Regions from separate parts of the Homo sapiens genome. Here region 1 is linked to region 2. A link is a loop called in an ENCODE intact Hi-C map of the cell type or tissue named here. Cell type or tissue: endothelial cell of umbilical vein. All regions are shown on one strand. Each heading gives the region's core, and the rest is flanking DNA. Links, peaks and the distances in the headings are about the cores only. Region 1 has its middle 47 kb from the start of HAPSTR1. Region 2 has its middle 5.6 kb from the start of TMEM186.

The links. Hi-C counts contacts between places; a loop is a spot of excess contacts. Peaks named below come from ENCODE experiments on the same cell type or tissue, not always from the same donor. Only the 100,000 strongest peaks of a DNase experiment are listed, where the experiment ranks them.
Region 1: a loop joins it to region 2, with 3 times the contacts of the local background. A loop is called at or near these places in 7 of 110 quality-filtered maps.

Annotation. Positions count from the first base shown.
Region 1 is chr16:9,136,010-9,141,387 of GRCh38, forward strand. No RefSeq gene overlaps it. Among named protein-coding and RNA genes, the nearest start is that of HAPSTR1, 47 kb to the left of the region's middle. RefSeq lists an enhancer at 683-1,183. In endothelial cell of umbilical vein, for the core only: a CTCF peak has its summit at 3,209 (motif pointing right); a DNase peak (open chromatin) is centred at 3,232.
Region 2 is chr16:8,789,392-8,794,769 of GRCh38, forward strand. No RefSeq gene overlaps it. Among named protein-coding and RNA genes, the nearest start is that of TMEM186, 5.6 kb to the right of the region's middle. RefSeq lists a silencer at 2,589-2,768. In endothelial cell of umbilical vein, for the core only: a CTCF peak has its summit at 2,705 (motif pointing left); a DNase peak (open chromatin) is centred at 2,680.

The DNA of each region.
Region 1 (5,378 bases), core at 139-5,138, 350 kb after region 2:
GTGTTAGGAACAGCCCTGCCAAAGGTCCTGGGTCAGTGACCAGAAGGAAGTGCCTGGAGCCCCTGGGGAAGCCGGAGGGGAGTGGATGATGAAGCGGAGGGAGGAGCAGGCAGGGCTCAGACCATGCAAGACAGGACAGGTCAGGATAAAGAGCTCAGATTTCATTTTAAGAACGATGAAAAGCTATCAGACAACTTTGGGGCTAAGTATATACCCAAGAGAATTGAAAACATATGTTCATAGAAAAATGAATGGAAAAATGTTCATAGAAGTATTTTTCATATTAGCCCCAAAGTGGAATAATCCATGTATTCACCAGTGAATGAGTGGATAACAAAAGTGGCCTATCCATATAATGGAATATTATTTAGTTATAAAAAGGAATGAAGTACTGACACGTGCTACAACATAGAGGAGGCTTGAAGAGGTTATGTGGTGGTTTTTTGTTTTTGAGATGGAGCCTCGCTCTGTCGCCCAGGCTGGAGGGCAGTAGCAGCTATCGTGGCTCACTGCAGCTTCTGCCTTTTAGGTTCAAGCAATTCTCCTGCTTCAGCCTCCCAAGTAGCTGGGATTACAGGCGCCCACCACCACGCCTGGCTAGTTTTTGTATTTTTAGCAGAGACGAGGTTTCCCATGTTGGCCAGGCGGGTCTCAAACCCCTGACCTCAAGTAATCCGCCCGCCTTGGCCCCCCAAAGTGCTGGGATTACAGACGTGAGCCACTGCGCCCGGCCTTGAGTACAGAGGTTTGCTGAGGTTCCAATTTGACTGATGTGGCAAGACTGCCTCATAGGAGGTGTAGCGTCCTCCCGTCAGGATGCGCATAATGTCTGATTGTCACAGACATTATGTCACAGGATGCGCATAATGCTGATGGCAGCAGCTGTGGGTGTGCAGTGCCTGGATCCACGGATTCATTTGGGGTTGCAAAGTGATGGTATTCTCATTCTGTTATTCCTTTTCATTTATTACATGGAGGAGTTCTATGCACACAAACTTTCCCTCATCTCCCATTTGATTACTCAGCGGTGCAATTTGCAAAGAAAAGGAAGGATAAATACTTGATTCTTTCCCCCATAAAAAAAAAAAATGAATTGGCTCACTAGAATTTTCCAGCGGGGACCAGTGAGCATTTAAAAAATATTTTTAACATTGTTATAAACCCATGGATAGAAACATATTTAGTATGCAGTTATTTTTTTATTGATGCCCAAATGGTCCCATCTTTGGCTAGTAGGAGCCTCTTTAAGTTGGTCTTTGCTGTTGCTACTGTTTTTTGAGACAGTGTCTCACTCTGTCGTTGCCTAGGCTGGAGTGCAGTGGTGCAGTCTCGGCTCTCTGCAACTTCTGCCTCCCGTGATTCACGCAAGTGATTCTCCCACCTCAGCCTCCGAGTAGCTGGGACTACAGGTGTGTACCACCACACTCGGCTAAATTAAAAAAATAATAAATTGGGTTTGGCTCGGTGGCTCACGCCTGTAATCCCAGCACTTTGGGAGGTGGAGGTGGGTGGATCACTTGAGGTCTGGAATTTGAGACCAGCTTGGCAAACATAGTGAAGCCCCGTCTCTACCAAAAATACAAAAAAATTATCTGGGCATGGTGGCAGGCACCTGTAATCCCAGCCACTTGGGAGGCTGAGGCAGGAAAATCACTTGAACCCGGGAGGCAGAGGTTGCAGTGAGGCGAGATTGCGCCATTGCACTCCAGCCTAGGCAACAAAGGTGGAACTGTGTCTCAAAAAACAAACAAAAAACCAAAAACGTTATTTTTATAGGGAAGAGAGCTCACCCTATTGCCCAGGCTGGTCTCGAACTCTTGGTCTCTGCCCGGCGTGGTGGCTCACGCCTGTAATCCCAGCACTTTGGGAGGCTGAGGTGGGTGGATCACTTGAGGTTGGGAGTTCAAGACTAGCCTGGTCAACATGGTGAAACCCAGTCTCTACTAAAAATACAAAAATTAGCCTGATGTGGTGGCACGTGCCTGTAGTCCCAGCTACTTGGGAGACTGAGGTTGCAGTGGGCTGAGATCGTGCCATTGCACTCCAGCCTGGACAACAGAGTGAGACTCTGTCTCGAAAAAAAAAAAAAAATCCTGGTCTCAAACCATCCTCCTGAGTCCGCCTCCCAAAGTGCTGGGATTACAGGCGTCAGACACCACAGCGGACTGAGCCCACACTCTTAATCCCTCCATGTGGGGCCTCCTGTTGTGTAGACACAGTCCTCTGGCTTTCATTGTCCCAATAGCCCTCGAGTCCACCCGCCTCTCTTCACCCCTCCACAATTGACCTAGTTCAGGCCAACGTCCCCCCTCACCCAACATCTGCAGTGACCTCCTCACAAGTTCTTGTCCTGCCTGCTCCCAACCCGTGTTCCACCCAGAAGCCATGGAAATCTAAATCTAAACCTTCCTAAGTATAGACCTGATTGGGACACCGTCCCTGCCCATGGCTCTCTGGAGTGTCCACTTTGCCCCTGCCACCCTGGCCCCGCTTCCTCTCCATGGGCAGGCTCAGTCCTAGCTCACCTGGAGTCTTTGCACCTGCTGGTCCCTCGGTCTTGGGGGCTCCCCTTGCCCCTCTCCCACTCCATCTTCCCCTGGTCGGGTCCTCATCCATCTTCAGCTTTTGTTTCAAACCAGGTCCCACCCAGGCCCCTGCGAATTTTCCCACCTTCCCCCCATTCTTTGCCTTCATCATGCTTGTCCCAGCTTATTATTCATTGAATTCTAGGTGTCATTGTCCTGCTCCCTTTTTAGGGGTTGGGTGGGGACCCTCTCTCTCTTGAACCATTGCATCCTTCATCCCTGGCACAGTGCTTGATACAAGAGAGGGGCTGACGTGGAGCTGGCAATGAGTGAGCTGGTGGGGCCCGGCTGGGCAGGAGAGACAGTGCCTAAATGGGCTTCTGCAGTCTGGATTTTCTGGCATGTGGGGGAAGGTAGCCCCCCGTGTGACTCCTCAAAGCCACGTAGTCCTGATTCCCATGTTCCTCCCTGACCCGCTCCCCAATTTGCTCCCACGCTTCTCACAATCATGATCTTTCCTCATCGATCTCCCCACTTTTCTCTCCTTTTTCGCTCTTCCCACTGAAGTTTCCCCATGCTTGCCACGAGCAAGGTGGGAAGGAGGGGCTCCATTTCTCTGTCCCCTGTCCCTGGCGTAGACGCAGCTGTGGTTGAACTCCCATGTCGGGGCTCCAGGCGGCCTGTAGAGGGCAGTAATGCTGCAGCTATGGCCACAGGGAGCGCTGCCTGGATGGGGGAAAGCGGCATCGGAGCAGCTCACAAGCCCTCCGTGGGCATGAGCAAGGCAGACCCCTAAGCCCTCCGTGGGCATGAGCGTGGTGGACCCCTTTGCCCTCCTTTCCCCGGAGATAGAGAAACCCCATCTTTCTGTTAAGTCTGCACACGTTCTCTGCCTCAGGCATAGCTGCCCTGAAAAATTTCTATTTGATAAAATAAGCAATGACTTCAGTATAAAGAACAAAATTTTAAATGTGCGTTTTTCTTTTTTTTTTTTTTTTTTTTGAGATGGAGTCTCGCTCTGTCACCCAGGCTGGAGTGCAGTGGCGTGAGCTCAGCTCACTGCAACCTCTGCCTCCAGGGTTCAAGTGTTCTCCTGCCTCAGCCTCCCATATAACTGGGATTACAGGCGAGTACCACCATGCCTGGCTAATTTTTGTATCTTTAGTAGAGACGGGGTGGTCTCGAACTCCTGACCTCAAGTGATCTACGTGCCTCAGCCTCCCAAAGTTCTGGGATTACAGGCGTGAGCCCTGCGCCCAGCCAAAGTGGTGTTTTTGTCTCCTGGGCAATGTTGAAGGGTTAATAACTAAGACTTTACTAATGTAAGGTGCATGAAGAAAAGTGTCACAAAATATTTTGCAGTTCATCACCTATTCACACTGTGACTTTGATCAGGTCACTAACTTCTCAGTTTCCTCGTTTGTAAAAGGGGATTAAAGATAGGATCTACCTGTGGCAAAGACTTCATACTCATGATCCCTCAAGACCCATTCTCACTTGGTTTTCAGCTGGGGCAAATGGCTACACTGAATAATGACTACATCTCCCAGCCTCCCTTGCAACTATGTGTGGCCATGTGGTACGTTCTGGCCAATGGGATGTGGGTAAAACTGTGGGAAAGTCCTTGAGAGTGTTGCCCTATTTCTCCTCTTTCCGCCTTCCACTGATCTGGATTGCAGGTGCAATGGCTGGAGACGGAGCAGCCATCTGGAACAAGACGTCGTTTTCGGAATGGAGAATGAAGAACATGCAACAAGACAGAAGAAAGTCGTTTTCCTGATACTGTGGACCCATCACACCAGCCCTGCACTACCTCATACCAGATTTTTATGTCATAGAATCTTTTTTTTTTTTTTTTTGAGACAGAGTTTCACTCTTGTCACCCAGGGTGGAGTCCAATGGTACGATCTTGGCTCACTGCAACCTCCACCTCCCGGGTTCAAGCGATTCTCCTGCCTCAGCCTCTCGAGTAGCAGGAACTACAGATGCATCCCACCACGCCTGGCTGGTTTTTTGTATTTTTAGTAGAGACGGGGTTTCACCATGTGGGCCAGGCTGGTCTCGAACTCCTGAATCACTTGAACCCGGGAGGCAGAGGTTGCAGTGAGCTGAGACTGCGCCACTGCACTCCAGCCTGGCGACAGAGCTAGACTCTGTCTGAAAAAAAAAAAAAGAAAATGGTCTGATCACAAACAAATTCACCTAGAAATGATATCATTTGAGTTGTTCTGTTAATTAGTTTTAGCTGACAAAGCTCAGCCTTACACATTTGCATCACATTTGCATGGTATTTTAATTGGGAGGAAAGTCATACATTCTTTTCAATAGCCATGTTTACAAATACATAGCTTAATTGTCCCACATTTGAAACCCAGCTTTCAAAACAATTTTTTTTTTTTTTGCTAGGTCTTATAGGATAGGACTGATCAAAACAATTTAGTCACATTCTTTTCCAGGTCTTTCTCCATTTCCAAAAACGTATCTGGGCATTTTTTTTTTTTCAGGAGCTAATGGTCCTAGTTTAACTTTGTGCTTTGTAACCTATGGATGGGTTCATTTCATTTTTGTATTTTTAGTAGAGATGGGGTTTCACCATCTTGGCCAGGCTGGTCTCGATCTACTGACCTCGTGATCTGCCCGCCTCAGCCTCCCAAAGTGCTGGGATTATAGGCATGAGCCACTGTGCCCGGACAGTATCGTTACTTTTAACATTTAATAACCACAAACATTTAACAATATTAAATATAACATTTGGGAAGAAGATATAATGCCTGTTACTACCCTACATTGATTAAAAAACCAGTAAGTACTAATATTTTAATACTGGGATAAAGCAGTTATTTTATTTTTTAT
Region 2 (5,378 bases), core at 127-5,126:
TGAGATTGCACCACTGCACTGTAGACTGGGTGACAGAGCGAGGATCCATCTTAAAACAAACAAACAAACAAACAAACAAACAAACAGAAAAACAGGCCAGACCCAGTGGCTCACGCCTGTAATCCCAGAACTTTGGGAGGCTGAGGCAGGTGGATCATGAGGTCAGGAGTTCAAGACCAGCCTGGACAACATGGTGAAACCCCGTCTCTACTAAAAATACAAAAATTAGCCGGCGTGGTGGTGGGTGCCTGTAACCCCAGCTCCTTGGGAGGCTAAGGCAGGAGAATGGCTTGATCCCCGGGAGGCAGAGGTTGCAGTGAGCCGAGATCACACCTGTGCACTTCAGCCTGGGCGACAGAGCAAGACTCTGTCTCGAAAAACAAAAAAATAAAACGGACATGCTCCAGACCACCCTAGGCATCTAAATTATTTACATGGCCACAGCATGGCAGGGAGACGGGGGCAAAATCCAGACAAGAAGGAAAGCCACTTGACAAGGGACAAACATGGTTAAATCACAGCTGCTTTAACTGAGTTTTCAAAGACTGCATGTTTCCTTCCATCTACTCAGCTTCTGAGTCCAGAATTGGAATTCATGGTTGAGAAACTTTCCTTTGCCTAGAAAGCTGGTGGGAGGAGAAGGGAATGGAAGAACAGACTGTTTATTACAGCGTTTTTCTTCATTTGCTAGGATGAATGATGTGCTCATTATACCCCTCTCACCCTCAATCCTCTCCCGGGGGTAGCCACTCTTCACAATTTGCAATGTATGTATGTATGTATGTATTTGAGATGGAGTCTCACACTGTAGCCCAGGCTGGAGTGAGATGTTGCGATCTCCGCTCACTGCAATCTCTGCCTCCTGGGTTCAAGCAATTCTCCTGCCTCAGCCTCCTGAGTAGCTGAGATTACAGGCGTCTGACACCACCCCCAGCTAATTTTTGTATTTTGAGTAGAGATGGGGTTTCACCATGTTGACCAGGCTGGTCTCGAACTCCTGACCTCAAGTCATCCACCTGCCTCAGCATCCCAAAGTGCTGGGATTACAGCCACTGCACCTGGCCAACATGTACTTTTTAAAAACACAAATAAGATCACACAGAACTACACTGTTCTGTGACTTGCTTTTTTTTTTTCACTACCTACCTCGTGGTCTTTTCCACAGATACAGTACAATCTCACTCTTTTTAAAGGTTGCATGTATACTACAATATTAATCTACCAACATTTACTTAACCATGTGGCCTACTAATGGAAACTTAGATTATTCCCAGTTTTTACTTTTCTTATTTATTTATTGAGACAGGGTCTCACTCTGTCACCCAGGCTAGAGTGCAGTGGCACAGTGATGGCTCACTGCAGCCTTGAACTTCCGGGCTCAAACAATTCTCCTGCCTCAGCCTCCCAAGTAGCTAGGACTACAGGCATGTGCCACCATATCCAGCTAATGTTTTATTTTTTCTTTTGTAGAGATGGGGTTTCACTATGTTGACCGGGCTGGTTTCGAACTCCTGGTCTCAAGCGATCCTTCCACCTCAGCTTCCCAAAGTGCTGGGATTACTGGCATGAGCCATCATGCCCGGACTAGTTTTTTTGCTATTGGAAATATTTCAGTCAACATCCTTATATGTACACTTCAGTATTTCTGTTAGATTATTGCTATATTCTGAATGTTTATGTCACCCCCAAATTCATATGTTGAAACCTAATTTCCAATGTGATGATATCTGGAGATGGGAACTTTGGAAGTGGATTAGGTCATGAGGGTGGATCCCTCATGAATGGGATTAGTGCCCTATAAAAAATTTCAGAGAGCTCCCTCACCTCTTTTGCCATGGGAGACCACAGCAGGAATAAGCCTGTCTACCAACCAGGAAACAGGCCCTCCTAGACAATGAACCCGCTGACGCATTAATCTTGGATTTCCCAGCCTCCAGAACTGTAAAAATTAATGTTGCTTGAGCCATCCAGCCTACGGTATTTTTGTTACAGCAGCCCAAGTGAACTAAGACAATCATGTTATAATTGTTGTTAAAGGGGGCAACTGCCAATATATCTACCACCCAAATCTAAAGACAACTCCCATTTTCTGAGAAGCTGCTTTGCCATCTATTGTATGGCTTTGGGTGATTCTCAAAACTTGTAGTACTGTGGAATAACCTGGGAAGCATAAACAAACAGATGCCCAGGTTCTACCAGATTCAACAAGGGTTGGGCACACTTAATGTTTTTTTTGTTTTTTGAGACAGGATCCCGCTCTGTCACCCAGGCTGCAGTGCAGTGGCGCAGTCTCAGCTCACTGCAACCTCTGCCCCTCAGGCTCAAGTGATCTTCTCACCTCAGCCTCCCCAGTAGCTGGGAGTACAGGCATGTACCCTACACCCAGCTAATTTTTCACATTTTTAGTAGAGATGGGGTTTCACCATGTTGCCCAGGCTGGTCTTGAACTTCTGGTCTCAAGCGATCTGCCCACCTTGGCCTCCCAAAGAGTTGGGATTACAGGTGTGAGCCACTGCACCAGTCCTTTTATTGCTTCTGTTGTTGACTTTGGTTTTTTGGGGGCAGCTCTCAGGTACTACCCTACTGGTGCATGACAGAAGCCCTAACACATTTCCTGTTATCTGGTGGACATCTGTGATTTTAGCTTAGGGATACAGCGTTAGAATAATGCATTTGCTCTGTGTGCCCTCTGCTGGTACTGCATGAGCAGACCACACATGGAATGCCTGCATGGGTGAGAATCTGGTCTCACCTCCCAGGGCAAGCCCCTTGCAGACTTAACAGAGTGGTGATTCTCCAAAGGCAGCGATGGTCAACCATGTTAGAATCACCCAGGGAACCGTGAAAATAAAAATGCCTGGTCATGGGCTTCGACAATGGGGTTTTTAAAACACTCTCCAGGAGATTCTACACATAAAGCCAGTGTTAAGAACCTATTCTTTGGGCAGAAAATTGGCCCAGGAACACAAAGTCCACAGAACCATGTGTCACTCTGGTGTCTTCTGTTCTAGTAATGTATTTCAGAAATTCCCAGCCTGCCTGAATCTCAGAATTGGCTTCAAGCTGGTCAAAAAAACAGATCCTGGAAATCCACCCCAGACATAATCAGAATATCCTGGGGTGAGGCTCACTCAGGTCATTACTTACAACCCAACAGAGAGAATTTTTGGTTTTAATGAGGTTAAGGTCAAATCATTATGACTTCTTAAGACATTTTTTAGCCACAGGCTTTATCTCTTCATGGGGAAGGGAGTCACAGTCACTGAAGGAACTGACAGGCAGGTGAAGGCAAGGTACAGAAGGAATGAACAGCCACGTGTAACTGCTATGCACATGTCTCTTCTATATAATTGAATCTTCACTACACTTCTTGAGCATAAATAGTAAAACCCTGTTATACCGAGAGGATACTGAAGGGGAGGCGGTTAGTTCTCTTTGCAGGCATCTAGGGAGAAAGCCTTCCAGGCAGAGGGAACTGTCAATGCAAAGGCCTTAAGGCTGGAATATTCTCGATTACTGGAGAACAGCAAGGCAGTCGTGACCTGGGGGAATGATCTCCACAGAGGTGCGGATGAGGGAGGGAAGGGGAGGGTGGATTAGGCCATCAGCCTTCACAGCAGTGACGTGATTCTGTTTTTAAGCATCACTTTGACAGCTGCAAAAACGGACTCAAGTAAAGCAAGGATGGAAGCACAGGACAGAAGCATCGAAGTGAAGGGCCAGGCGTGGTGGCTCATACCTGTAATCCCAGCACTTTGGGAGGCCGAGGCAGGTGGATCCCTCGAGTTCAGGAGTTCGAGACCAGTCTGGCCAACATGGCAAAACCACATCTCTACTAAAAGCAGAAAAATTAGCTGGGCATGGTGGTGGGTGCCTGTAATCCCAGCTACTCAGGAGGCTGAGGCAGGAGAATCGCTTGAACCTGAGAGGCGGAGTCTGCAGTGAGCCAAGATCACACCACTGCAACCCAGTCTGGGTGACAGAGTAAGACTCCATCTCAAATTTAAAAAAAAGGAAAAGTAACCACTGTTGACAAGAATGTAGAGAAACAGGAACCCTTGTCTGTTGCTGGTGAGAATGTAAAATGGTACAGCTGCTGTGGAAAAGTGGCAGGTCCTCAAAAATAAACAGAATTACCACAGGATCCAGTTAATCCACTTCTCAGTACGTACCCAAAACAACTGAAAGCAGGGACTCAAACAGATACTCGTATACCAGTGTTCACAGCAATAGCCAAATGTTCATTCATCAGTAGTCAAAAGGTGACGACAACTCAAATGTCCATCAACAGATGGACAAACAAAATGTGGCACACACAGAGAATACACACTGCACCCGTAAATATATTTAACCATAAAAAAGAAATAGCACTGACATATGCTACAACACGGATGCACCTTGACAACACTACACCAAGTCAAAGAAGCCAGATACAGGCCAGCCGCACTGGCTCACGCCTATAATCCCAGCACTGTGGGAGGCCGAGGTGGGTGATCACTTGAGGTCAGAGATTCCAGGTCAGCCTGGACAACATGGTGAAACCCCATCTCTACTAAAAATACAAAAATTAGCCAGGCTTGGCGTCAGGCACCTATAATCCCAGCTACTTGGGAGGCTGAGGCAGAATCATTTGAGCTGGTGAGGCGGAAGTTGCAGTGAGTGGACATCGCGCCACTGCTCTCTGGCCTGGGAAACAGAGCGAGACTTCAACTCAAAAAAAAAAAAAAAAAAGAGCCAGATACAAAGGGTCACATATTGTATGATTCCATTTATATGAAATATCCAGAACAGGTGAATCCAGAGGGACAGAAAGCAGGTTAGTGGTTGCCAAGGGCTGGAAAAAGAAGGAAATTATTGCTCAATGGGTATATTAGTTCTGTTTGGGATAATGAAAATGTTCTGGAAATAGATGGTGGTGACGGTTGTACAACATTTTTTGTTTTGTTTGTTTTTGAGATAGTCTGGCTGTCTCCCAGGCTGGAGTGCATTGGTGCAATCTCGGCTCACTGCAACCTCTGCCTCCCGGGTTCAAGCTTCTCAAGTAGCTGGGAATACAAGTGCCCACCACCATGCCCAGCTAATTTTTGTATTTTCAGTAGAGACAGGGTTTTGCCATGTTGGCCAGGCTGGTCTTGAACTCCTGACTTCAAGTGATCCACACGCCTCAGCCTCCCAAAGTGCTGGGATTACAGGCATGAGACAGTGTGCCCAGCCTGTACAACATTGTTAATATACTTAATGTCCCTGAATTGCACACTTAAAAATGATTAAAAGGATAAATTTGTTAGGTGTATCTTGGTATGGTTAAGAAAAATGGAAGGCTACACAATAAAAAAAAATATTTTTTTTTTGAGACGGAGTCTCACTCTGTCGCCCAG